Linked DNA regions of Mus musculus: all the other regions are linked to region 3. The links are chromatin loops, found by intact Hi-C in ENCODE. Cell type or tissue: left cerebral cortex. All regions are shown on one strand.

Region 1 (5,000 bases), 320 kb before region 3:
TTTTTAACAGCTGAGTAGTACTCCATTGTGTAAATGTACCACATTTTCTGTATCCATTCCTCTGTTGAGGGACATCTGGGTTCTATCCAGCTTCTGGCTATTATAAATAAGGCTGCTATGAATATAGTGGAGCATGTGTCCTTAGTAACTGTTGGAACATCTTCTGGGTATTGCTGGATCTTCCGGTAAGAAGGAAGACCAATGTGTGGATACTTCATTCCTCCTTAGAATAAGGAACAAAATACCCATGGAAGGAGTTACAGAGACAAAGTTTGGAGCTATGACAAAAGGATGGACCATCCAGAGACTACCCCACCCACGAGTCCATCCCATAATCATCCACTAAATGCAGACACTATTACATATGCCATCAAGATTTTGCTGAAAGGACACTGATATAGCTGTCTCTTGTGAGGCTATGCCAGTGTCTGGCAAACACAGAAGTGGATGCTCACAGTCAGCAATTGGGTGGAACACAGGGCCCCCAATGGAGGAGCTAGAGAAAGTACCCAAGGAGCTGAAGGGGTCTGCAACCCTATAGGTGGAACAACAATATGAACTAACCGGTACCCCCAGAGCTTTTGTCTTTAGCTACATATGTAGCAGAAGATGGCCTAGTCGGCCATCATTGGGAAGAGAGGCCCCTTGGCCTTGCAAACTTTATATGCCCCAGTACAGGGGAACTCCAGGGCCAAGAAGTGGGAGTGGGTAGGGGAGCAGGGCGGGAGGAGGGTATAAGGAACTTTCAGGATAGCATTTGAAATGTAAATAAAGAAAATATCTAATAAAAAAAATGTAGATGTAGAACTCTCACCTTCTCCTGTCCCATACCTGCCTGGATGCTGCCATGTTCCTGCCTTGATGATAATAGACTGAATCTCTGAACCTGTAAGCCGGCCCAATTAAATGTTGTCGTTTTAAGAGTTGCCTTGGTCATAGTGTCTGTTCAGTAAAACCCTAAGTAATTCAGACATAAATTGCTGAAAGAAGAATGGTAAGAAGTCTAGGAGGCTTCAGAGATCATGGCCAGAGGCGAAAGCATTTTGTCCAGTTCTAAATGGTGTCAGTACACATCAGTAGAATAAATGTGCTTAAATAACAGACTGAATGAAGTACCTATAGTGGGCTCAATATAAAAAAAGGACCACCCCCTAAAAATGGGGAAGCAGAATCTTGTTTGCCAAGCTTGGATAATGTCACTAAAGGAAGACAGGTGTGCATGAGTTAGAAGTGAGACTCAAGGAAGAGAATAGATTTGTGGGCCAAGGACAGCATTAGAGTTTTAGGTTTCTTTCCATTCCCACCATTCCCTTTAATCATATTAACACATGTCTCATATGACACATGGTGACAGTGAAGTTATAAGAGACTGAGTCTGTGTTAGCTCAGGTACTATTACCAACCTGAGCAGCATAATCAGGATTTGGAGCCATTGTTGCTGGATTTCAAAATTCTTAACATTTTAGGAAAATGGTTAAATAAATTATGCATATTTTCTACTTAGAGAATTAGTAAAAATTCCCTATGACCTTAGGATAGGGTATATTATCAGCATTAAATATGAACATTTTGAATTATAAAAATGTATTACAATATGATGTAAATTATGCAAATTATTATCATTATGGACACCTTTTCAGTGTGATTACCATTGTGGAAAAGTAAGATTTTTCCTAACTTTCAGGTTGGTTTCAGATTGCAATGACAAGTTCAAGCTGCATTGATTGGTAAATAGAAATACTGAGGTTAGTAACATATGTTGTCAAAAAATGATGACATTTTTATTTTCACCAGAAATTTTGTGCGAAATCTGTGGTATTAATGTGCTACGTAATAGCCTGTTAGTGTTTTCATGTTTAAAGTACCTGATATCAATGTCTTCTGAGCATTCATTTGGTGGTGAACTTTGAAATAAAAATAAAATCTGAAAATAGGATCGAACACATAAAACAGAACAATGCTACTATAGCAATGGCCTCAGTATAACAGTACAGTCTGCCAAACTTATGAGACACTCTGAAATACAGAGACAACTTTGGGGAAATTGGCATTATTTGAATGAGTAAAGCTTCTGTTTACAAAAATCTTCCTATGCCGAGGCAAAGATAATGAAAATTATATAGGGCCAAAGCTCATGAATTATAGCATCATAGAACTGTGGTCGTCAAAGTTCCAGGTGCTCCCACACTCTTAAATACTGAGGCAGGTTGTAAACTTGGTCATGAGGATTATGGAGACGACACGGTGGATAGAGGTTTCGCCATGCAGGAAGACTGAGCTTCGGAACTCTAGAACCCACTTAACAGCTATGTAGTTGTGGTGGCTACCTATAATTTCACTGAAGAAGCAAAGACAGAAGATGTCTGGTTACCTAGGCAACCGGGTTCCGGATGAGATTGTGCCTGAGTATAAAGTGGAGCACGATCCAAGAAGATGCCTAGTATTAACGTCAGCCTCCACAGGTATGTGCACACGTGAGCAAATATGAGTACACACACACACACACACACATGCACATACACACATGCACACACACACATGCATATACAGAACACATGAAAAACTACATGAATGAAAAGGTCTTGTGTTAACTGTTTTTACATGACCATAGTTTTTCCAGTCCCTGTTGTCTTATAATAAAATCCCCAGACAGGAGGAAGGATGTTATAAATATTGTGGATACTTCTAACTAAGCAGTGAAAAGAAGGCAGCACTGTTAGAGGTAGAATGCTGAATACTGGCCACGCCTCCGAGACTTCATCTGCATACAGAACCCCCATCATCAGTGTTCTGAACAATCATGGATGCGCTAAGAAATTCCCACGACCTAGCCCTGTTTTCCAGAGCCCTTTGCAGTATCCTAACTTTAGCATTGGAAGCAGCTTTTCTTCTGTCTCTTCTTGCTATTGGAGGGATAGACAGGCGTGTTGGTATAGATGTCATCCCTTGCATTCTGGGGAAATAGAACAGCTAATTAATAATCCAAATTAGCATAATCCCCGGTTTCTGCTCCTAACAGTCAGCAGGGATAGGTTTTGAATTTAGAGAAGAATTCAAAGAATTTTGACACTGTACAGCAGTGACCCTACAGTCATTAATCAAGATGCTCAGGTTTTACTGACATGGGTACATGACAAAGTTATACATGGCTTACCACTGGCTGCCTAGCAATTGCAATTTTATCTGAAACTGAAAAAAATGCCTTTAATTAACCATGTTGTAGCACTGTCTGCATCTTAGCACTTGGAGTGTGTGCTGACAAGGAACTGGGCAGCTTACCAGTATAGAAAAAGTCCATAATGTAACAGATAAAAGGGTTAGGAAATAACATAATAAACTTCTGAGCCAACAAGCAGGAGGACTGAGTTATGTGAGAACTCACATGTGTAATGCAGTGCATTTGAAATCTAGTACTGGGGAGGCAGAGACACATAGATCCCTGGTACTTGGTATTCAACTCATCTAACCTACTCAGAAAGTTCCAGGCCACTGAGACCATGTTTCAAAAAAGATAATCTCAAGAATACAGAATACACCCAAATCAATCTTTGAGCCTTCATATGTGTGTACCCATCCTATGTGAACATACACATACATGCTCATAGGTACACACAGACACAAAAAGTGACAAAAAAAGACCATTGCTGTGCACTTTATATCTACTGTGAACAGACACCATGACTACCTGTGTGCTGCCATGCTTTCTGCCGTGGTGATAATGGAATGACTCTCTGACACTGTTAAGCCAGCCACAATTAAATGTTTGCCTTTGTAAGAGCTGCCTGGGTCATGGTGTCTGTTCACAGTAATGAAATCCTAACTAAGACACCACCATATCAGACTTTCTATGTGTGTTACTGGGGCCTAAATCTAGAGCTTTCAGTATATGTTGAATGAGCTTCCTCCTCAGTCCTTGGTGTTTGAGGAAACAGGGTCTTATTCTGTAGCCCAGACAAGCACCCAACTTGTCATCTTCCTGTCTTCCTCCTGAGTGTAGGATTATAGCTATGTACCTCTATGCTTGCAACAACTTCTACATCTGATTATATATATAATTTTAAAATATGTTATATATATTTATATTATATATTTAAAATTTAAAATATATAGAAAATTCAGATGTGTGTATGTGTGTTTATGTGTATGAATCTATGTGAATTTATGCTTTATGTATGCAGTTTGCAGAGGCCAGAAGAGGACATTGGATGCCTGAATTTGTGTTTGTAAGCCACTAACATAGTTGCTAGAAAGTGAACATGGAACCTCTCGAAGGGCAAGAAGTCCTCTTAGCAATTTAACCATATCTCCAGACCCTATTTCCTCCTTTTAACTGTCTTAAGCCTATAGTCACCATTGTGAGGTGCGCAAATTCCATAAATCATTCCTCGTGATGATATTTGGCATTTCATTTTACAAAGAATCAACTGAAAATGCCTGTTTCCCATTAGAACAAGTTCAGAAATAAACACAATGGAAGTTAATTTTATTGGGAGTTTGCTTGATATTTTTCATAAATAAATATCTCTGGGAGCTTGTTCTATTATACAGGTGCTGAAGTCACAGAGAAGCTAAAATATTTACACCCGAAATAATGTAATCAATTTCAAACATTATATATCCAAAATTCCATTATTCCAGACATTATTACGTAGAATGGTTGATTGCAATGTCAAATGCTGCATTTTTTACAAAAAATTATGAAGTATGAGTTTTTTGTTCCATTGTTTTCCATTTTCTCCCCAATATCTTCATCATTTTGAAAGGATCACGCTTTGAACAAGCAGCAGATGTTAATACAGAAATATAGAACATCTCAATTTTCTCACTGCTAACTCAGCTTTACTGAGCCAATTTCCCAGTTCTCACATTTCTGAGTCCTCGGAGAAAATGCTAATTTAGATTGTTAAAATTGACACGGGTGAGGGTATAAAGGGTAATTAGCATAAAATCCTACACAAAGTGTTCTTAGCACCATTAATCAACACCCACCTAGGCGTATA
Region 2 (5,000 bases), 400 kb before region 3:
AGCAGTCAAGGCTTAGTGATAAGTTGTTTTGTGATTACTGAACTGTGAATGCATGGCAGGTTAGCTCCTGTAGTACTTTAGAACTTAAGAATATATCACTATTGTGGATGCCAACAAGAGCTTGCTGACAGGAGCCTGATATAGCTCTCTCCTGAGAGGCTATGCCAGTACCTGACAAATACAGAAGTGAATGCTCACAGCCATCCATTGACTGAGCATAGGGTCCACAATGAAGAAGCCAGAGAATGGACCTAAGGAGCTGAAGGGGTTTGCAGCCCCATAGGAAGAACAACAATATGAACTAACCAGTACCCCCAGAACTCCCAGGGACTAAACCACCAACCAAAGATTACGCATGGTAGGACTCATCGCTCCAGCCTCATATGTGGCAGAGGATGGCCTAATTGGACATCAATGGGAGGAGAGGCCCTTGGTCCTGTGAAGGTTCTATGCCCCTGTGTCGGGGAATGCCAGGGCCAGGAAATGGGAGTGGGTGAGTTGGTGAGCAGAGGGAGGGGGCATGGGATGGGGGAAGGGGTTTTCAGAGGAGAAACCAGGAAAGGGGATAACATTTGAAGTGTAAATAAAGAAAATATCCAATAAAAACAAAAGAAAAAAGAATATATCACAATTGCTAAAAGACAAAAGGTTCTTGCTGATGTGGATTAATTTCTTTGGTAATCAGGTACTCTGCCTTTGTCAAGACGAGCTGTTCTCCTTGTGAGCTTTATAGCTCTCTGGTCTAATCATGCTCTCTCTCTTTTTCAACCTTCCACTTCATTCTCTGGCTTACTGTTGCAGTATAAAGCCAATCTTAAATTTCCAAGTATTTAGGGAGCTCTATTGAAAATGGATTCACCTCTTGTTATCCACTTCTGTAACTGTCCAGGTTACGGTGTCTCCACCAAAGCTATCAACATTTTCCCACCGTGTTTACTAATTACAAATCACTACATTCAGATCCCTGCTTTAATTTCTTCTTCTTTGACTTTGTATTTTTATGTCCTAATTACTACCTTACTTTTGTTTTAATGAACTTTAGCAACACAGAAGAAATAACAGTTGTGGCCAAGATACTGTGCAAAAGATGGACACCGTTTGTACCTCTACACTGCATTTACAATATGTTTGTGGGCTTCCACTTAGTACCTATTCAGCTGACACCGTATGGCAAGGAAGGTTGATTAGCTGTGATCCTCCTAATATATCTGAACACTTCAGTTTAAAATAGACTGAGTGCTAAGAAAAATCTTAACATTCCATGTGTGAGCCCATTATACTTTAATTATAAATTAAGCCATGCCAAGCCTCATGAATAACCTAATCACTGATAAATAATTGCATTTTGCCTTCAAAGGACCAAGTGAACTTCAAACAGGCAGTGATAAGGCCATGAGTCCATTTTAGAATAAATTTATTAAATGAGGAAAGACATAAAACCATGACTTACTAATCAATTTTGATATTTTTTTTCTTTTTCACGGGAACAAGGTATAGTGGAATGAATAAAGTTTTTTTCTGGGATTTATTTATTTTATTTTTTATTTTTTGGAAACAGTTCTAACTTCTGTGAATTTATATGTGTAGCATCTACAGCACAAAAAATACTTATTTTAAATTGGAGTTTGCTGATTTGCATATTACACTGTATTTTTCTAGTTCTTACTAAACTGTGGTTTCAAATTAAAACAGGCTTTTCTTTTTTCTAAAAAGCTTCTAGGTTAAGATGGGTTTTCGTTGTTAGTGGTGGTAGTGTTGGTGCTAGTGTGATTGTGTGTGTGTGTGCGTGCGCGCGCGCGCCTGCCAATGGGTACAAGACCCACGAAAGACAATAAAGCATCTTTTTCCTGGAGTTACAGGCGGTTATGAACCACTTCTGTAGGTCCTAGAAGCTGTACTCAGATCTTCTGTAACTGCAAGGCAGTGAAGTATCTCTCCAGCCCCTTATGTGAGTTATTGTTAAGTAAAAGCCTAGAGTTTGTCTTTCCATCTCCCTGTAGTTACTTATGTAACTTCCCGTCTCTTCAAGAATTTCTCTCCTGCGCCCTAGAAAGCCCAGTCATTCATGTTCCACAATCAGTGCAGATAACTTCTGTTCCTTTCCTCCCATTGCCTCTACCCTGCATTATCCCTGCAGCTGATCAAAGCTTGCTTTGGGACCAGAGCCCAGCCTGAGAGACCAGCAGCCACTCTTATTTTGAAGTGTCAAAGAAACTTGCTTCCAGCTCCCTCTACCTCCTGGTTACTGTCAGTGCTTCCATATCCTTGACTCACTGTTGATGATGCCTGCCCAGGCAATGGCACCAGGCCCTATCCTGAGCCACCTGACAGTTCTGTAACCTGACAACCCAGCGATGTGTACCTTAGCTGAGCGCAGCACTCACCACAGCTGCTGGTTCCCAATCAGTCTGTGTGAAATGAAAAGAGAAATGAATTCCTTGAATATGCACTGAGAATTTGTAAGCTTTCAAGGAAAGTTTCTTTGGGTTCAAGTTATTGCAAGTTCTTGTTCTAGGCAGAGCTGCTTCTCTCTGTGGCCTTTATATCCCCTCTCCTGCCACCAGGCAGTAGTATCAGAATGGAATTGGGACCCAGAGTCATCAAGCCTCCTCTTCACACAGTGGTATTATTGGCTGTAGGTGGGTTTCCTTCCAGGATATTTTTCTCGGCATTTGCAGTTGCAGTTCCATGGCAGGAAGTAAGGCGTTCCAGGTGTCTAGTGAGTAGAGGACAGAGAAGATGTTAAACAGCCTTCAGTACAAAGGGCATGTCTTAGTCAGGGTTTCTACTCCTGCACAAACATCATGACCAAGAAGCTAGTTGGGGAGGAAAGGGTGTATTCGGCTTACATTTCCATACTGCTGTTGATCATCAAAGGATGCAGGACTGGAACTCAAGCAGATCAGGAAGCAGGAGCTGATGCAGAGGCCATGGAGGGATGTTCTTTACTGGCTTGCCTCCCCTGGCTTGCTCAGCCTGCTCTCTTATAGAACCAAGATTACCAGCCCAGAGATGGTCCCACCCACAAGGGGCCTTTCCCCCTTGATCACTAATTGAGAAAATGCCTTACAGCTGGATCTCATGGAGGCATTTCCTCAACTGAAGCTCCTTTCTCTGTGATAACTCCAGCTGTGTCAAGTTGACACAAAATCTAGCCAGTACAGGGCAGTTATGCATAACAGGGAATTATCCATCTCTCTCAAAATGCCACTTGTGAAAAGGTTGAGAGTCTGTCACAGAGGGATGGGATGAGAAGGGCAGTCACAATGCACTTATAACAAAGAAATCCTACAACCCCAATCTATTTCTGGGTGATGCACACCAAATAAAAGCTATTGGTAGTGGTCTGAAGTGAACTCTCTGTAGAGCTAATTCTAGTTGAAGAAGGAGGATGTGGCATTCAGTTCTCAATGCAATAGTAGGACAGAGTGTGTGGAATGGTGAGGAGGAATGCAGGTATTGGAGTCATTCTTACCCTACCCCATCTACATGGAGTGAGATCTTGATCATGCCACCCTTGGAAATGTCTTGTGCTCCAGTCCCTCCACGTGCTTGGCTCTTCTCTCATTTAATTTCCATTCGTAAGTTTCAGAGTGCAGGACCAGACAAAGACAGCAGTGATGGCACTTGTCAGGCTGAAAAGTATTCAGTCAGAAAAACTCCCAAGCTAGAGTCATAAGTTCAGACTAAGTCATAGAAGCAGTGAATACATGTTGGTTTATTGATCACCCTTGAACAACAAAAGTACATGTCATGTGACTGCCTTTTTTGTCAAGGAACTTGGAAGCATGGACCTTAGCAGATTTTAGTTCAGATTAAAAGATTACATCGGATGGATATCTGATTGCCATTGTAAATTGCATTTAACTGAAGAACAATGTCCTTCTGTGCCAATCAGATGTTAGAAGAAGAATCACAGTCTATGAGTGAAGAATGAAGAAAGCTGGGGTGTTATGATCAGCATCATGGACTATTGGGAGAGGCTGCTCATATCAGCCTATAACTGCTTTTATTTCATTTTGCTTTTGTTTGGGTTTTTAAGATCCCCCTTTTTAAGTGTCACTTTCATGCAATAAATTGTACAAAGCAATGAATTTTGACAACTACATTACATGCATACACCTAGTATACCAAAGAAGATATGAGAGCAGTTTCTCTTTAGCCTGTTCTCAGCTTCTGTTCCCATCCTTTTACAGAAGAGAATGTTTGTTTATATCTGTTTATCTATGGAACTTGCTTTTTGTTCACATAGTGCTTTCTAGAATTGTCCATGTTGGTGTGGACATTACACCATAGCTGCACTTTAATGCCTGGCTCTTTCCATGGTGTGGGGAGAACAGGAACGTGATGTTGTTACTCAGAGAACAGGAAACCCTTCTTTGGAAAGAGCATAAGTTCCTTTTACAGAATAATGGGGTTCATTTGGTGAAAATTAAGGTATTAGAGCTGTGTTCTTTCTAGAATTTCTAGAGAGTAATCTATTACCTTGTCTAGGGACCCCTTCCTCCATTTTCAAACCTGAGAGTAGCTAGCCTCTTGATTACTCCTGCCCTCTTGGCTTTAGCTATCTGTTCCTGCCCAGTTTCCTCTCAAAAAGAATCTTAAATTTACACTGAGCACATCTGGCAATCCCAAATAATGTTTCCATATCAAAGTCTTAAGTATACCCCCATATCCTTTGCCATGTGAAATCACCCAGTCAGAAGTACCAGATATTATGACTTGAGCATCTCTGATGGAAATGGTGCATTATTATTCTGATTCATTAAGATTCCTACATAAACTGAAACCACATTTGTAGCATCTAAATTACCTCTTACAGAAGAGCGTCATCCACGAAAGAGAGCTGTGAATGCCTCCCCACCTCTCCTTGTTCTGGTAAATGTGAACCACTTTCTCCAGTCATCTTATGCTGTTGTTTTGCTCTACACAGGAGTACCAGGCCACTGAGCACTTAAAGACAGATGCTATAAGATGCTATAAGATGCCTGTGGACTGAG
Region 3 (5,000 bases):
ACCATCTTTGCCTCCATTCATATTTTGCAATAACAATATTTATGCTGACTTGAGAGATTGCTACTTTTTTTGTTTGTTTTTGTAAGCTCTCACAGTAAAAGTTTGCCTTTGAATCTCAGAAGAGGCTTTGAACTTTGTCTTTTGTCCTTTTTGTTGCTTCTTTGAGATGGTGTGGTGTCTAACAGTAATTGTAAACGTGATAGGTCTGAGAATCAGTGAAGATAAAAACAGCTGATTTTGTCATGAGGGTGTGACCCACCCTAGATATTAATATGTGTATGGTACCATTTCATGTACTAGAATTTCAAATGCATAAAAAATGTTAGCTAGTAATCCTTCTTTTTTTCTCTTTCTCTCTCCCTCTCTTCTTTACCTCTTGTCATATTCCCCACCTCCCTCTATCTACTCTTTCCCTCCCTTTCCCCTCCTCTCTGGTGTCTGATTTGGGATGCAAAATGAGCAGCTGCCACATGCTCCTGCTTGTCTTTGGGAAGGAGCATTGTTTACCCATGCAAGGTACTTCTGTTCAAAGTCTTCATTTTCTATACATTATATTTTTAATTAGTTTACAAATTAGATGTTTTGTAGTTGGCTTCCTCATGCATTTGTGACTTGAGTTTACCTATCCTCTATGCTGGCCTCCCCCATATACCTTACCTCCCTACCCTACCCCATTCTAACTTAAACTTTCAGCCCAAAGTGAATGCCTAGTTATTTCAAGTCATTTGTGTTCTGACATTCTGGTTGTGGCTTTTAATTGGGTTTAAATGTCATGGTTTGCTGAGAGCTTTTTCATGTGCCCTTATTCTGCTTAAGTCTTCTTCTAGCTTCATTTCTCCATCTACATCTACAAATCATTTTTTTTTTTTTTTTTTTTTTGGTTTTTCAAGACAGGGTTTCTCTGTATAGCCCTGACTGTCTTGGAACTCACTTTGTAGATCAGGCTGGCCTTGAACTCAAAAATCCGTCTGCCTCTGCCTCCTGAGTGCTGGGCTTAAAGGCATGCACCACCACTCCTGGCTTACAAATCATTTTCATATCTGAATCTTAGTACTGCTTATACTCTCTGTTTTATCTACATATTACAGTTGCTCTTCCTTTAGTGTATCTTCCTCCAATGTCTTGTTTCTTTTCACCTATCAGTGCCTTTGACCTCTGTTCCCTGCTAAGATCTATCGAACTTGTGTTGTAACCTAGCTGATTCCCTATGTGTCTTCACCTATGACTCATGGGCCAAGTCTTTTGTGAAAACTGTTTCCTCTTCATTTTCCAGAAGAGAATAAAAACCACCTTCTCATTATTTAAAATTCTCTGTTGCCTTGACTTCTAAGCTGTCATGATCTAGCTTTCTTTCCTGGTTATCTTGGTACCTGTCATTCTTCTGATAACATTTCTCCATTACCTGAGCATATCATCTCTTCCAATACTACTGCTGCTTATAGTTGCTAGATATCAGCTCATCATTCCACATGTTTCACCCTGAGATTGCATAAGAAGAAGTTGAGCTGGGTGGGTACCAGTAGTCAATTTGTATCTGCCTCTTCCTCCTGAGAATGGCTGCAATGTGACCAGCTGGCTCCATGACCTGGTTATGACATGCTTCTCCTCAGGTCTTGAGTGAGGCTATGCCAGTGCCTGGCAAACAAAGAAGTGGATGCTCACAGTCACTATTGGATGGAACACAGGGTCCCCAATGGAGGAGTTAGAGAAAGTACCCAAGGAGCTGAAGGGGTCTGCAACCTTATAGGTGGAACAACAACATGAACTAACCAGTACCCCCGGAGCTCATGTCTCTAGCTGCATATGTAGCAGAAGATGGGCTAGTCAGCCATCATTAGGAAGAGAGGCCCCTTGGTCTTGCAAACTTTATATGCCCCAGTACAGGGGCCAGGGCCAAGAAGTAGGAGTGGGTGGGTAGGGGAGAAGGGTGGAGGGAGGGTATAGGGAACTTTCGGGATAGCATTTGAAATGTTAATAAAGAAAATAATAAAAAATTAAAATCTATTCCCAACTCAGGTAGCCAATTAATTCAAATAACCTAGCCCGAAATTCCAAGTTCCCTTTATTTAATTCACTGATAATAACCCCGTTCCTTCAGGGGTCCTCCAACTTAATCAAGAACAAATATTCTAAAATACACTGTTCTTTTGTGGGTCCTTTTATGAAGTGGATGATCATTTTAGTATAATTAGAATATACCTTCAATAATATTTTACACATTTATATAACACCCATCTCAGTTCCTGACAAAATCTTCTTCCATATGGAAACAAATTACTCATTTTTCTTTATGGGTGCATAAGAAAAAGTTTGCAAGAAAAATACACGATCATATGTAGATTCACTTCAGAATAGAAAACTAAATCAGTCAAATTTTGAACACTGGCATCAGTTTGGACACTGCACTGTGCAGTACTTCTGGCTAGTAGGTTCACATATTGGCTCCAGCATGCCTCTCTCATACTTCTAGCTCATTTTCCTTCCTCCTCAGCTAATGACTTCTCGGCAAATTTCTTCTAGCAAACAGAATCAGCAGATGAGAGCTGACATCTAAAAATACCCGCAAGTGCCATAGCGTAAGTGCCACCTGCCCACACACTTGTTGTCCCTTCTGCTAGAGTGAGAGAACATTTCTGCTGGAATTGAAAGCTCTGCTTTCCACTTCTTACTTTAAAGTCTTTTTATGTCACCTTCCCAAAGACTCTCTACAGTACCCTCTGTCTCATTTCATTCTCTTTTTTTCTTACCTTTCTCCACAGGAAACACGTCCAAGGACTCCTCAGTGCCTTTGTCTCTGTTGTCTTCTCTTTCCTCCTTAATTGACTATGATAGTGTAGATTTCCATATGATGTTGATTACAATCTAATCAGCTGAATCACACACACACACACACACACACACACATACACACACACCATGAGAGAGAAAGAGAAACAGACAGAGAGGGAAACAGAGACACAGAAGAGAGACAGAGGGAGAGAGAGGGAGAGAGAAACAGGGAGAATCCCAGAGAAAGACAGAGATAGAGGCATGGAGAGACAGAGAGACAGAAAGAGACAAAGAGAGAGACAGAGACAGAGAGAGACAGAGGGAGAGGGAGAGAAACACAGACACTCCGGTAACTTCCTAAACATTAAAGAGTTGATTATTTTCTAATTCTCTTTGAGTCTGCTCAGTTTACCCTACCATCATTTTTTTTTATTCCTCTGAAATCCCTTTCTATAATTTAGATGTGGACTGCTCCTTGGTAAAGATTTCTAAGCCGGCCAACTCCAAGATATCTTTTTTTTGCTTTCCTATCTAATTTATATTTTTAACAGAATTCACCTAGCACTGTGATGGAAAATAATTTCCATAAACTGAATTCTGTCAACATGACAGAAGCAGTTTGACATTTAAATGTGAGTTGCTTCATGGTGATTTCTTGGTTTAAGTCTTTTGAGTGGCCTCTGTGTCATTTAGATGAAAGGTGATGTCATAACACTAACCCAAGGTCTGGCTTTCATTGCCTTCTTTTTGTCTTCCACTATTCTTCCTGCTCTCGCTCTATTGTGATTACAAAGAATTCTTGGTATTTTTCTCAAGGCAGAGGCAGGCTCCAGGCCCATCCTCTGTAGGGACAACTGTTCCCACAGGTGTCCACATGGTTGCCTATAACTACCTTCAAATTCTGTTCAAATGTCACCTTGTTAAAACTACGTCCCTTTTGGTATAGGAAATGTGTTATTAGAAACTTGAAGAAAGGTCATCCTTGTTATAAAATGGCAGAGAACGTGGCTGAAATGTGTTCATGTGCTACTTGTCCATAAAAGGGGGAGCTTAGAAAAAATGAAGTAGGAATCTCATGCAGGGCACTCAGAATCAATCTATAAACAAAATATAGAAGCTGTGGCATGGTTTCTCTTGACTGCCTTATGGTAATTAACCATATAGAAATAAATTGAAGATTGGGTTTTTAATAAATAAGAAGCATGACTTGAAGATTCAGAAATCTCCTTTCCTGCTTATGTTCTTCATGGGGAAAACACATAACTCAGAAAAGAACAAAGATACAGCTCACTTATCCTTTGATTTAGATAGGCAGAATTTTGATAATCTATCATTTCAAACTGAAGAAGTCTGGTGACTAGCATATAAAACTATCTCAAAAGAAGTGACTCAGATATTTATAGGACCCTAATGTTTTCTGCCTGAAGCAGCCTCATGTCTGCCTCTCTACATCATGGTAGACACTCCTTGATCAATACAGTGGTGGCTCAACTCCATCAGGTCCTGGTAGGCTCAAGTGGTAAGCTATAGCAACTTCTCTGCAATCCTGTCTCCATGGTATACAAAATCCAAAATGTTCAGGGGTTTGAATTTCTCCATACAGGGTGCTAAGGATGCTCCAGTGAGCTTCCTGTCTTAGATAGAAGGTTTTTATAAAAACAATGTTATAAGAGAGAACCCATATGAGAGTAAGGCCAAAGATAGTGAGACTACTGTCCAGATCCTACACTAGGGTGAGGCCCAGAGGAAAGGAGAGACATCTGAAGATATATACTGAGATGTGGGAGAAGAGTGCTCCCATGACATACGAGTGACAGAGCCAACTGTGATCCCTCAGTATCCCATCCCTGCCTTATTCTATCTGGAAGGTAGGACAGGAAGATATGAAAAAAACTTTTCCAATTTTAAGGTACAATGTTTGTCTTATGCTCTGAACATGCTCAAGAACTGTCATCCTTTTCTTCTTTTCTCTATCTTGTCTGGGGATAATAACAAATATTCTGAGGCTATAACATCTGTGCTTTTTAGAAATACATAATTTGTTTGATATTTTTATGTCCAGTGAAGACTTCATAGACACTGCAATAGTGTAGTTTTATTGCAGATCTCAAGGTGAAGGTAATTAAGTTCTATCTGAATATCTGACTCATAGAAAATATGAGAAGAGTTCATGATTGCTTTCTTAGAGTTGCAAGTTTGGGGTCAACAAGCTAATTTGTTGACTGTAAGAC
Region 4 (5,000 bases), 390 kb before region 3:
TTGTGTGTTAATAACTCTTGGTTTATATGTTTAACACAAACAACATGTATAAACATTAGTGTTTTCCAGTGTAGAAAAAGTGGCTAAAATCTGTTGACTTGTTATTTGACAGGCTATATTTACAAATTTACATACTCCTTGGGTATAAGAAAGGGCTGGAGTCGACTGTGATGGTACACAGCTATAATCCCAGTAGATGTAAGAGTTTTTCATCTGTGAGTTCAAAGACAGCCTACCCTGAAACAACACACTGGATTGTGGCTCTCAGAAGCATTGGAAATGCAAATGAAGAAAATACCTAATTAAAATAAAATTAAAAAAAAAAAGAAAATTCCTCTACACATCAGAGGAAGAAGAAGAAGAAGAAGAAGAAGAAGAAGAAGAAGAAGAAGAAGAAGAAGAAGAAGAAGAAGAAGAAGAAGAAGAAGAGAGAACTAGGGCTAGTCCTGAGGCAACCATCATGTTGCTAGGCTGGATGCAAACCTGAGACAACCCTTTCCAGGTGCCACGTAAGCTTGCTTGAGAAGACCATATCCACAATGACCCCTGACTGGTGTTACATGGCATAGGTGGGACATAGCACTGTTGAAACCACTCTTAAGATGATTCTAGCTGCATATGTATCAAAAGATGGCCTAGTCGGCCATCATTACAAAGAGAGGCCCATTGGACTTGCAAACTGTATTTGCCCCAGTACAGGGGAACGCCAGGGCCAAAAAGGGGAAGTGGGTGGGTAGGGGATTGGGGGGGTGGGTATGGGGGACCTTTGGGATAGCATTGAAAATGTAAATGAGGAAAATACCTAATTAAAAAAAAAGATGATTCCAGAAACCTCCAGTGCCACTAAGATGAACAATTAAGTGGTGGAGGGATAGAAAGATGCAGAAGCAGAAGGATGTGTATACAATGTAGAGAGGCAGAACTGTAGACACAAGGGCAGTGAAAAACAGCCTGATATGAGTAGCCAAATATTTGGCCTAAGGTCATTATGTGTTCCTGGCTCATGCTCACTGAAAGTCATGTCTGGGCCCAGGGACCTGAAGCAGCAACTGTCTGCTACCCCCAAAGGCCAGGTGCACTTCAATGATCTGGTCTGCTGTTTGGGGCCATGTGAATGAGGGATGTGTAGAACTGGCCCCACCCCTCATCTTGGCATAACAGGAGAGATGTCCCTGCCCCATGCCATCTACAGTATTCTGTAGAGCAGGGCCCCACGTTGCCCAGGAAGCACAGTAGAGCTGTCTCTGACAGTGGGAGTTGTGGATGAGCAGGCCCTGAAGGTATGAGAGTGGGCGATCCCTGACACTTATCTGTCATGTGGTGGTAAGGTGAGAGATATTCTGCTCTCCCCTACCCCCTTGCCATCTGTGGCAAGTGGGAGAGCTGCTCCTGTCCCTTACTGGCTGCAGCACTCAGGAGAGTGGGCCCTGTACCTTGCCTGGGCATCACAGTAGAGCTGGCTCTGCTGGCAAGGATACAAGTGATCAGAGCATTAGAGCTGGCTCTGATCACTGGGCTCTGACTATTTGGCAGTGGGCAAGCAAGCTGGAGCAGTGCTAGAGAGCCTGCCCTGGTGATGTGATACTGGAGAGATGGCAGCTAACCAGCTCAGATTCTACCTAGGCCCAGATCTGGAGCTCTGAGTCGCCTCAATCCAACATCTATGCCATCTATGAACTGCTGGAGTGGGTGAAGGGGACAGTCCTGCACATCAAGAAATTCAGGATCTCTAGGACACAGGGCAACAACAGGATATCCAAGAGCAGTCCTAGTAAAGATCCTCAAACTAGGCCAAGACTTAATAACAGTGAACATTAGCAAGCCAAGAAGTTTGAACAGGATTTACTATGGGACACACTGTGGCATACTACAGCTTCCACAATGAGATTTTTTTCATTTAGGGTGTCTTCCATTCAGTATCCTGTCAGCCCTCCAGCTTGCCTCTCTGCTCTGGTTTCAATAAGACTAGTGATGAATGAGAGAATTTGTAGGAGGCACAGGACACCCTGTCTTTTCTCGGAACCTTAAAGAAAACATTCATACATGGACAAACAGAAAAATATACGAACTTAGTGTTCATGACAGAAATGTATTATGTAGTAACAATCTATTCATGGCTTTCTGCAATAACCTGTTAGCTCATTGCCTTTATGTACGGTAAATTCAAATAGAGATTATGCAGAAACTTACCATACAAAGATGGCAGCAAAGTTCACTGGAATTCCTCAAAGCAAAGCAGTACAAGAAGACAAGGCTTTCAATTCAATTGCATTGAAATCATTCACATTAAGCAAAATAAAATGATGATAAAATCATATTTTCTTAAAACATTTTTGGAGCAGGGAGCAAAACTCATATTAAGGAAACAACTTGCCACTTAAAGAATGTCAGCTTAAAATATTTCTCATATAGTGACTATAAAAATCTCCAGGTTTTGTAAAATGATTAACTAATATAGGGGGGAGACAGAATTATGATCTCTACTAGTTGGCAGATGATGCCCTCTTATAACTACTGTCACTCTGGCAGAAGCAATATGCTTATTTAAAAAGTATAACAGAGAATTAACCCATGTATATGTGCTCCCTTTACTTTTCTGAGTATGATAATTTTTTTTGTTCATTATAGTTGTTGGGGAAATGTTTAATGGACATCCATGTTTTGCACAGGTGGACCTGAACACCAAATATTTTTATGCTCACAAAGTTTGCAGTTTGCCAGACTGCAGCAAAACCACATTTTCATCTTAACTTTTGATGGTCTCTTTCTGTTACTGAGAATAAAGACATTCTTCTTAAGTTTTTACCAAAGCAGCTGTCTCTGATGGTACAGGGCCATCAAGAAATCTCACAAGCAAATGCCAAGAACGTCACAAGATGAGAGTCATCTTTTCCCTTAACATTTTTGGAAGACTTTCTTCATATCTATAAAATACCATCTCATAGAGAATGCAAATGCAGTGCCTCTAGAAGTGGCTTTTTACTCTCAAAATACGAAAAACAAGCAAGGGAATGTCACAATGGATTACTTTTGAAACTTGGTAATGTAATCCTATTTCACACACACACACACACACACACACACACACACATATACACACGATGAAGTTTCAGGACATAGAAATATGAAATAAATGGATAGGCATATTGCCTAGTAGGGAGAATGTTTGCCTAGTGCACAGGAAGCCACTATTTTGGTATCCAGCATTGGGTGTGGTAGATGTGCCTATAATGCCAGCACCTGGGAGGTGAAGACCGAGGGAGCAGACCTTTAAAATCAAGTTTAACTATATAGTAGACTTGAAGAAAACCTGGGATACATGGGACTCTGTCTCAAAGAAAATCAATAAAGTACAAATTAAGGTTCACTTATCAACTAAAACATATCCCATGAAAAGAGTTTCTTTTTGTAAAAATTATGTTAGACATTCAAATTTAATCTCTCTCTCTCTTTCTGTCTCTCTCTCTTTCTCTGTCTCTCTCTCTCTCTGTGTCTCTCTCTGTCTCTGTCTCTCTGTCTCTCTCTCTGTCTCTGTCTCTGTCTCTCTCTCTCTCTCTCTCAATGCTAGCAAAGATGACTATTATGCTGCTTTATAAGAAACATGATTTGGCCTCTGAAGTGTGTGACAACAGTGATTGTTGCATCGCTCCAACATGTACTGACTTGTTCAGCATAGAGTTAAAAAAAGAAACTTTTGCATACACTATGTCTTTGGCTTCAAAATCCATTTTCTAACCTTTGAAATTTCAGTAAAAATGTTCTCTCTCCTGTGTGCTGTCAGGGAAACCTCTCAGCAGTCACATTTCTAGCTTCTGGTTCTGCTTCTGTGACAGGGTCTCCTTGATTGAAGCTCTTTAACCAGATCAGAAGGCAGACCCCTGAGCCTCTGTGATCGTTTGCTTAGTGACCCCCTCAGAGAAGGGCAATGAATTGCTTGTTACTTTTCAAGTTTCTCAGAGATGGAGAGAATTTTATAAGCTCTCAGGAGATTGTTTTAAATGGGGTTGTTTTTAATTCACTGAAAATGGTCTGTGGAAGATGACTTCTACATAATTGTACCCATGGTGGCTAACTAGTATGTGTCTTTTTATGAAGTAAAGAGTTCATGTGCACACAGCTAGGAAGCACCTATGCATTATAGATGTGGTTACCAATGTTTGAAAGTGTTACCGAAAATAGGGACAAATTACATGGAAATGATGTCGTGTCAAGTGTAATCCTATCATTTATTTTAAGAAGGGTGGACCATGTTCATTATACTGAATCACTGCTGGAATGAACATTCCAGAAAAATAATGAAAGTTATCAGAAAACAAGTGTTGGTTTTGTTTTCCAGGAGAAAAGGAGGTAAGGATAGGTAGAAGATGGGTCAGGAGGGATAGGTTCATTTTCTATGGCCTCTTCGGCTATAACTGGATGCTTAACATCTCCCTCAAGAGCTGAGGCTTTAAAATCATTTAGGAGATGGGCTGCTTCTTGCTTCTGACTGATAATGGTTATTTTCAAAGTCCCTGTCTTGACTAGATTATTTATTCATCTATTTATGTATCTATTTATGTATCTATGAATCTATCTATGTGTTTACCTATGTATCTATGTATCTATCTATATGAATATATGTATGTATGTATGTATCTATCATCTATATATCTATGCATCTATCTACCTATTATCTATCTATCTATCTATCTATCTATCTATCTATCTATCTATCTATCTATCATCTATCTACCTATCCTCTGAGCTCTGTCAATCCTCCACTTCAAGGCCTTGAACACACTCATCTTTTATCTTTTCCCTGTCTCCAAATTTTGTTTCATTGAGAACATCAGTTGAGATTATGCAGTATGTATACCTCTTATAGCTGTCATACAGGCCTTGGATATTCTGTTTTTTTTATTTGAGAATTAATTATTTATATAAAAAAGTGATCTTCAGCATGAAACATATTACACTTGGATTTAGCAAACCTATATATTTACTATTATAATATGCTTGTC
Region 5 (5,000 bases), 330 kb before region 3:
CATTTTCTTTGATTGTTGTGCCGATGTTCTCTATGGAATCTTCTGCACCTGAGATTCTCTCTTCCATCTCTTGTATTCTGTTGCTGATGCTCAAATCTATGGTTCCAGATTTCTTTCCTAGGGTTTCTATCTCCAGTGTTGCCTCACTTTGAGTTTTCTTTATTGTGTCTACTTCCCTTTTTAGGTCTAGTATGGTTTTGTTCATTTCCATCACCTGTTTGTATGTTTTTTCCTCTTTTTCTGTAAGGACTTCTACCTGTTTGATTGTGTTTTCCTGTTTTTCTTTAAGGACTTGTAACTCTTTAGCAGTGTTCTCCTGTATTTCTTTAAGTGATTTATTAAAGTCCTTCTTGATGTCCTCTACCATCATCATGAGATATGCTTTTAAATCTAGGTCTAGGTTTTCGGGTGTGTTAGGGTGCCCTGGACTGGGCGAAGTGGGAGTGCTGGGTTCTGATGATGGTGAGTGGTCTTGGTTCCTGTTAGTAGGATTCCTACGTTTACCTTTCGCCATCTGGTAATCTCTGGAGTTAGTAGTTATAGTTGACTCTGTTTAGAGATTGTTCTTCTGGTGATTCTGTTACCATCTCTCAGCAGACCTGGGAGACAGATTCTCTCCTCTGAGTTTCAGTGCTCAGAGCACTCTCTGCTGGCAAGCTCTCTTACAGGGAAGGTGCGCAGATATCTTGTTTTTGGACCTCCTCCTGGTCGAAGAAGGAGGCCCAAAACAGGGCCTCTCTCAGAAGCTGTGTTGCTTTGGCAGTTCCCAGAAGCTGTCAGCTTCTGTGGTGCAGACTCTCACCTGTGCAGACTAAATTCCTAAGTTCCAGGGAGTCCTGGAACCAAGATGGCGACCGCTGCTGTTGAGGCTGAGGCCGCCTCCCAAGCCAGGCGGACACCTGTCCTCTGGTCCAGACGGTGGCCGGCTGTCTGCGGCCCGCCAAGGGTGCTGCCTCAGCGGCTTTGTGCTTCTGCCTGTCCCAGAAGCTGTCCGGTTCTCTGGCGCACCCTCTAACCTGTTCAGACTAATTTCCTAGGTCCCGCGGAGTCCCGGAACCCAGATGGCGACCGCTGCTGCTGAGGCTGAGCAGCTTATAGATTTTTAACTTCTTTAGAAGGCCACTGACTAACATAAAGTCAGTACAATGCCTGTTTGTGCTATGATGCTTGCAGAAAGTACAATACAAAGTCCTATTGTATGTGAACAGGGGAAATTTCAAGACTCTTAATCTTGGAGTAAGGTGGATAGTAATGAACTCCATTTATACTATGTATTCCTAATCTGGGATTAGGTTTAATTTTTCAAGTAAGTGCAATGAGAGACAAAAATGTAACAATTTAAATTAATCAAACCTTAATAACTTGCTATTGTAAAAAGCAGTGTTACTTAACTTTCTTGGGCGCTTTCTGAAAATAGTGAATTGGAGTATATTTTCAGATCACACTTAGCTGTGAAGAACTGAAACTACGGATAGTTTGAAACCATAATGCATTAAAAATGGCAACTTATTATCTGCAGAGAAATCAGGAAAATTACCAAGAAGGGTATAAGGAAAAACAAAAAACAAAAATAAAACAAAACAATAGAGTCATTTGTATTTGTAACCAAACTGGAAAGGGTCATCTCCGGCTATTATTCCTTCCTACCAAGAATTTAAAAACCTTATCATAAAACAGAGAACATGCAGAGAAAATTTGTGAAATATTAAGCAAAGAAAACAGACAGAAGAGATTTCAGGAGACAAGAGGTGAAAAAGTATATTCTGTGAATGAATGGATAAATGGGCTGTCACATGCTTTGGAACACTGCCCAGTTTGACTCTTGACAACATAGCAGTATAGGTAGATATTAAATGATTAAATCACATTTAAAAGTAAAACTAAAAAATTCTTTGTACCATTTCACTTAATTCGTACAAAATCATTGAAGTGAGAAATTACAGAGATTGAGAATACAGCTATGATCACTAAGGGTCAGGCCAAAGAGAGGCAGGAATTGTGAAGGTTAGTTAAGGGTTGGTACAAAGAATCTTTGTGGGAACAACATTACACACTGAGTGCACCAGATTAACCCTATCTCTGTATGTGTCGATTTCTCCAGGATTCACACCTACACAAATCAATACAAGTGGTCTGGAAGAATTATGGATAAATTCCGTGTATTATTCAGATGTATTCACCACCACTACAGCTGGGCAAGATAATCTGATTGTAGAAAGCTGGAGAACAGTCACACTTACTTTTTTTTGGTGACATCTTGAAAATGCATAATTATTTCAAAAGCTTAAGTCAGTAGAAGATGCTATGTAAAATGCTTTTAAAAAAGTAAGAGTAAGTCTTCAGTTCTCTCAGGGAGGAATCTTAGAGAGGAAACAGGAACAAATAACAGAAAGAAAACATAATGTCATAGGATTTATTGGTGTTAAATATAAATGTAGCACAGAAGGAGACATGAAAACTTGGGGACAGGTGACTGTTGTCCAGCAGCACCCAGTGCACCTTTTAGCATACAAAACCACAGTGACGAATCAGAAAATGGGTTCTGCTGTGTCAAAAGAAACGCAAGAATCATGGACACAGATATTATTAGTCCATTTGTTTGGAATTTGAACTAAGACCAAAAACCTCTGTGATTACATACGTTAGGAAAGTGCTTGCCTGGAAGGGGGTCCCATTTGGCTAGAAATGCGCCCAGGGGAGCTCTCCAGAGTGATGGGATTAATGGACACCTTGGGAAGTGTGTGGGTTCCACAAGTACACGCTTTTGTCACAACTAATCAAATGCCATACTTAATATGAGTGCATTTCTATGGATACAAATTATACCTTCATTTTAAAATGTCCTTTAAAAGGAACTTTAAGATTGCTCTCTCGCACTCCCCTATGAGTCACTGCCTGCACTTTCTGAAGCCCACGCAGCATCTGGATCGCTGGAGAACAGAAATGCGGAGCAGTTCTTGCAGGCACTTTGAGAACTTTAGATCAAAAGGCCTCCAGTCATTATTTTTACATGGTTACAGGTTGATCACAGGCTCTTCAAGAGTCAACCTCGTGTTAACCTCTACATAGTGAAGAAAAAAACCAAAAGTGACAAAGTTGCCAACATGTGCTTAGAAGGAAAAGGAGACTTTGAGTACATGTTAGAGGAATGCAGACAGCTTCCTATTTTTTTTTTTTTTTTTTTTTTTAGAAAACAAAATAACAGAAGGGATTATCAGACCTCTGCAATCAACACTTCAAGTAGACTTTAGGAAAATGGGAACATCACAGTCACAGAAGAATTTCAACCTAATTCTCGTCTGTCTTCAGAAATAAGCAAACACACATCACACAAAAGGAGCCTACTGAAAGGACAAACTATGCTGAAAGCATCCCTAGGTATCACCTTTAACTCCTGAAGGCGTATTTCTCATTGCTTTAAAGGCTGTGACCATACAGTCTTGGCCGAGTTGAACTGTTCCCTGTGAGACATGTTAGCTGGGAAGCCTGCTCACTGCTTTTATGCTTTGATTTGATTTGTCTAAGGATACAGAATGGTTCATACTAATAAATAAAGAGGCCATGACACAATGTCACTGACAGAATTTTATGAAACACGACTCATTGTATCATTGTCTGTTATATATATTTATTTATTACACTCCAGATTTTATTCCCCCTCCCCCTGTCCACCCTCTGACTGTTCCACATCCCATACCTCCTCCTCACCCCATATATACATATTATATATATATACATACATATGTGTGTGTATACATATATATATATATATATATATATATGTAATCAACTGAAATAAAAAAAAAACAAAGAAATTAACAAAAACCCAAGTCTGAAAATGTGTTTTCAACTTGTTGCAAAGAATAAACTCTGTTAAGAGGTAACTTGAAGCAAGATCATGATTAAAAAAAAAATGTCCAATGGGCCTCTCTTTCCAGCGATGGCCGACTAGGCCATCTTTTGATACATATGCAACTAGAGTCAAGAGCTCTAGAGGGGACTTTTGGGATAGCATTGGAAATGTAATTGAGGAAAATATGTAATAAAATATTTTAAAAAAATAAAAAATAAAAAAAATAAAAATGAGGCTTTCTTAAATGTTGGTATTTGGAAATGAATAACAATTAGACTTTAAAGCCCCTGTCTAACACGGCATTTTACAATATTAATTGCTCACTTACTGACATGTTCTCATTTGAAAAATGGTTGACATGTTTCATTCATTCCTTTTATTGGTTTGGTGTCCCATTAGCCATGGCTATTAACTCTTGTATATTAAAGGGAATAAGCAAGAGTCCATGTGGTTGCATTTGTTGGGCAAATATGCACAGAATGCAGCAATAATTCTGTTTAGATTTTGAGAAAGAAATGAGAGGTCTCTGCCTTTGTAACCTTTGTTGAATACCTGTGTGAGATGGTGAGGGTACCACCATGATATAGATTTACTCTACCTGTGTTTTGTGCCTAACCCTCAGTAAATTCTCAAACCTAATCTCATCTGTTTTCAGGAAAAAATTAATCCTTAAAAAACAATGGGTGAAAACCACATAGTTTGTAGGTAGGCATTTACAGAGGACTATGTGCTCATTGCGTAATCCAAAATGTAAAGATCACTTGGTGATTGTTTGTTTTGCTTGTCATTTTGTTTGTGAGGAATTTTCCACCTTAGGATTAGGAGAGACCCACCCTGAGTGTGAATGACTCCACTCCATGAGCAGGAGCCCCAGGCTGAATAAAAAGGAAATGTGGAGTTGATCACCAGTATTCATCTCTTCTTCCGTGCTGAGATTATCCTGTAGTCAGCAACCTCAAGTTCCTGCAGTATGATGTCCCAGCCATGATGCACTGAACCCCAGAATCTGCGCCAAAACAAACGCCTAATTGATTAAGTTGCTTGTTAGGCATTTTTTTCCCAGAGAAATATAATGACAAGAAATTAATGAGCCACTGAATCATTTCCTAGCTGTTATTACACAGGAACCCAGTCTCATGGTTTTCAA

Evidence for each region. Peaks named below come from ENCODE experiments on the same cell type or tissue, not always from the same donor. Only the 100,000 strongest peaks of a DNase experiment are listed, where the experiment ranks them.
Region 1: a loop joins it to region 3, with 4 times the contacts of the local background. A loop is called at or near these places in 4 of 42 quality-filtered maps.
Region 2: it touches region 3 in a loop (2.0-fold over the local background); 2 of 42 quality-filtered maps call a loop at or near these places.
Region 4: it touches region 3 in a loop (2.5-fold over the local background); 2 of 42 quality-filtered maps call a loop at or near these places.
Region 5: it touches region 3 in a loop (4-fold over the local background); 4 of 42 quality-filtered maps call a loop at or near these places.

What each region holds. Positions count from the first base shown.
Region 1 is chr2:8,024,493-8,029,492 of GRCm38, forward strand. No RefSeq gene overlaps it. Among named protein-coding and RNA genes, the nearest start is that of Gm30904, 320 kb to the right of the region's middle. In left cerebral cortex, no CTCF peak of the experiment used is centred here; DNase peaks (open chromatin) are centred at 2,342, 2,877, 3,286, 3,435 and 1 more place; H3K27ac peaks cover 4,015 bases.
Region 2 is chr2:7,942,901-7,947,900 of GRCm38, forward strand. No RefSeq gene overlaps it. Among named protein-coding and RNA genes, the nearest start is that of Gm30904, 400 kb to the right of the region's middle. In left cerebral cortex, a CTCF peak has its summit at 2,237; a DNase peak (open chromatin) is centred at 2,204; H3K27ac peaks cover 1,192 bases.
Region 3 is chr2:8,342,390-8,347,389 of GRCm38, forward strand. Gm30904 (a long non-coding RNA gene) reads right to left here and starts at 2,939. Exons shown (of 3, transcript XR_373985.2): 1 at 2,748-2,939. In left cerebral cortex, no CTCF peak of the experiment used is centred here; a DNase peak (open chromatin) is centred at 2,563; H3K27ac peaks cover 4,899 bases.
Region 4 is chr2:7,951,558-7,956,557 of GRCm38, forward strand. No RefSeq gene overlaps it. Among named protein-coding and RNA genes, the nearest start is that of Gm30904, 390 kb to the right of the region's middle. In left cerebral cortex, no CTCF peak of the experiment used is centred here; DNase peaks (open chromatin) are centred at 2,888 and 3,703; H3K27ac peaks cover 3,183 bases.
Region 5 is chr2:8,010,135-8,015,134 of GRCm38, forward strand. No RefSeq gene overlaps it. Among named protein-coding and RNA genes, the nearest start is that of Gm30904, 330 kb to the right of the region's middle. In left cerebral cortex, no CTCF peak of the experiment used is centred here; DNase peaks (open chromatin) are centred at 2,201 and 2,918; H3K27ac peaks cover 2,463 bases.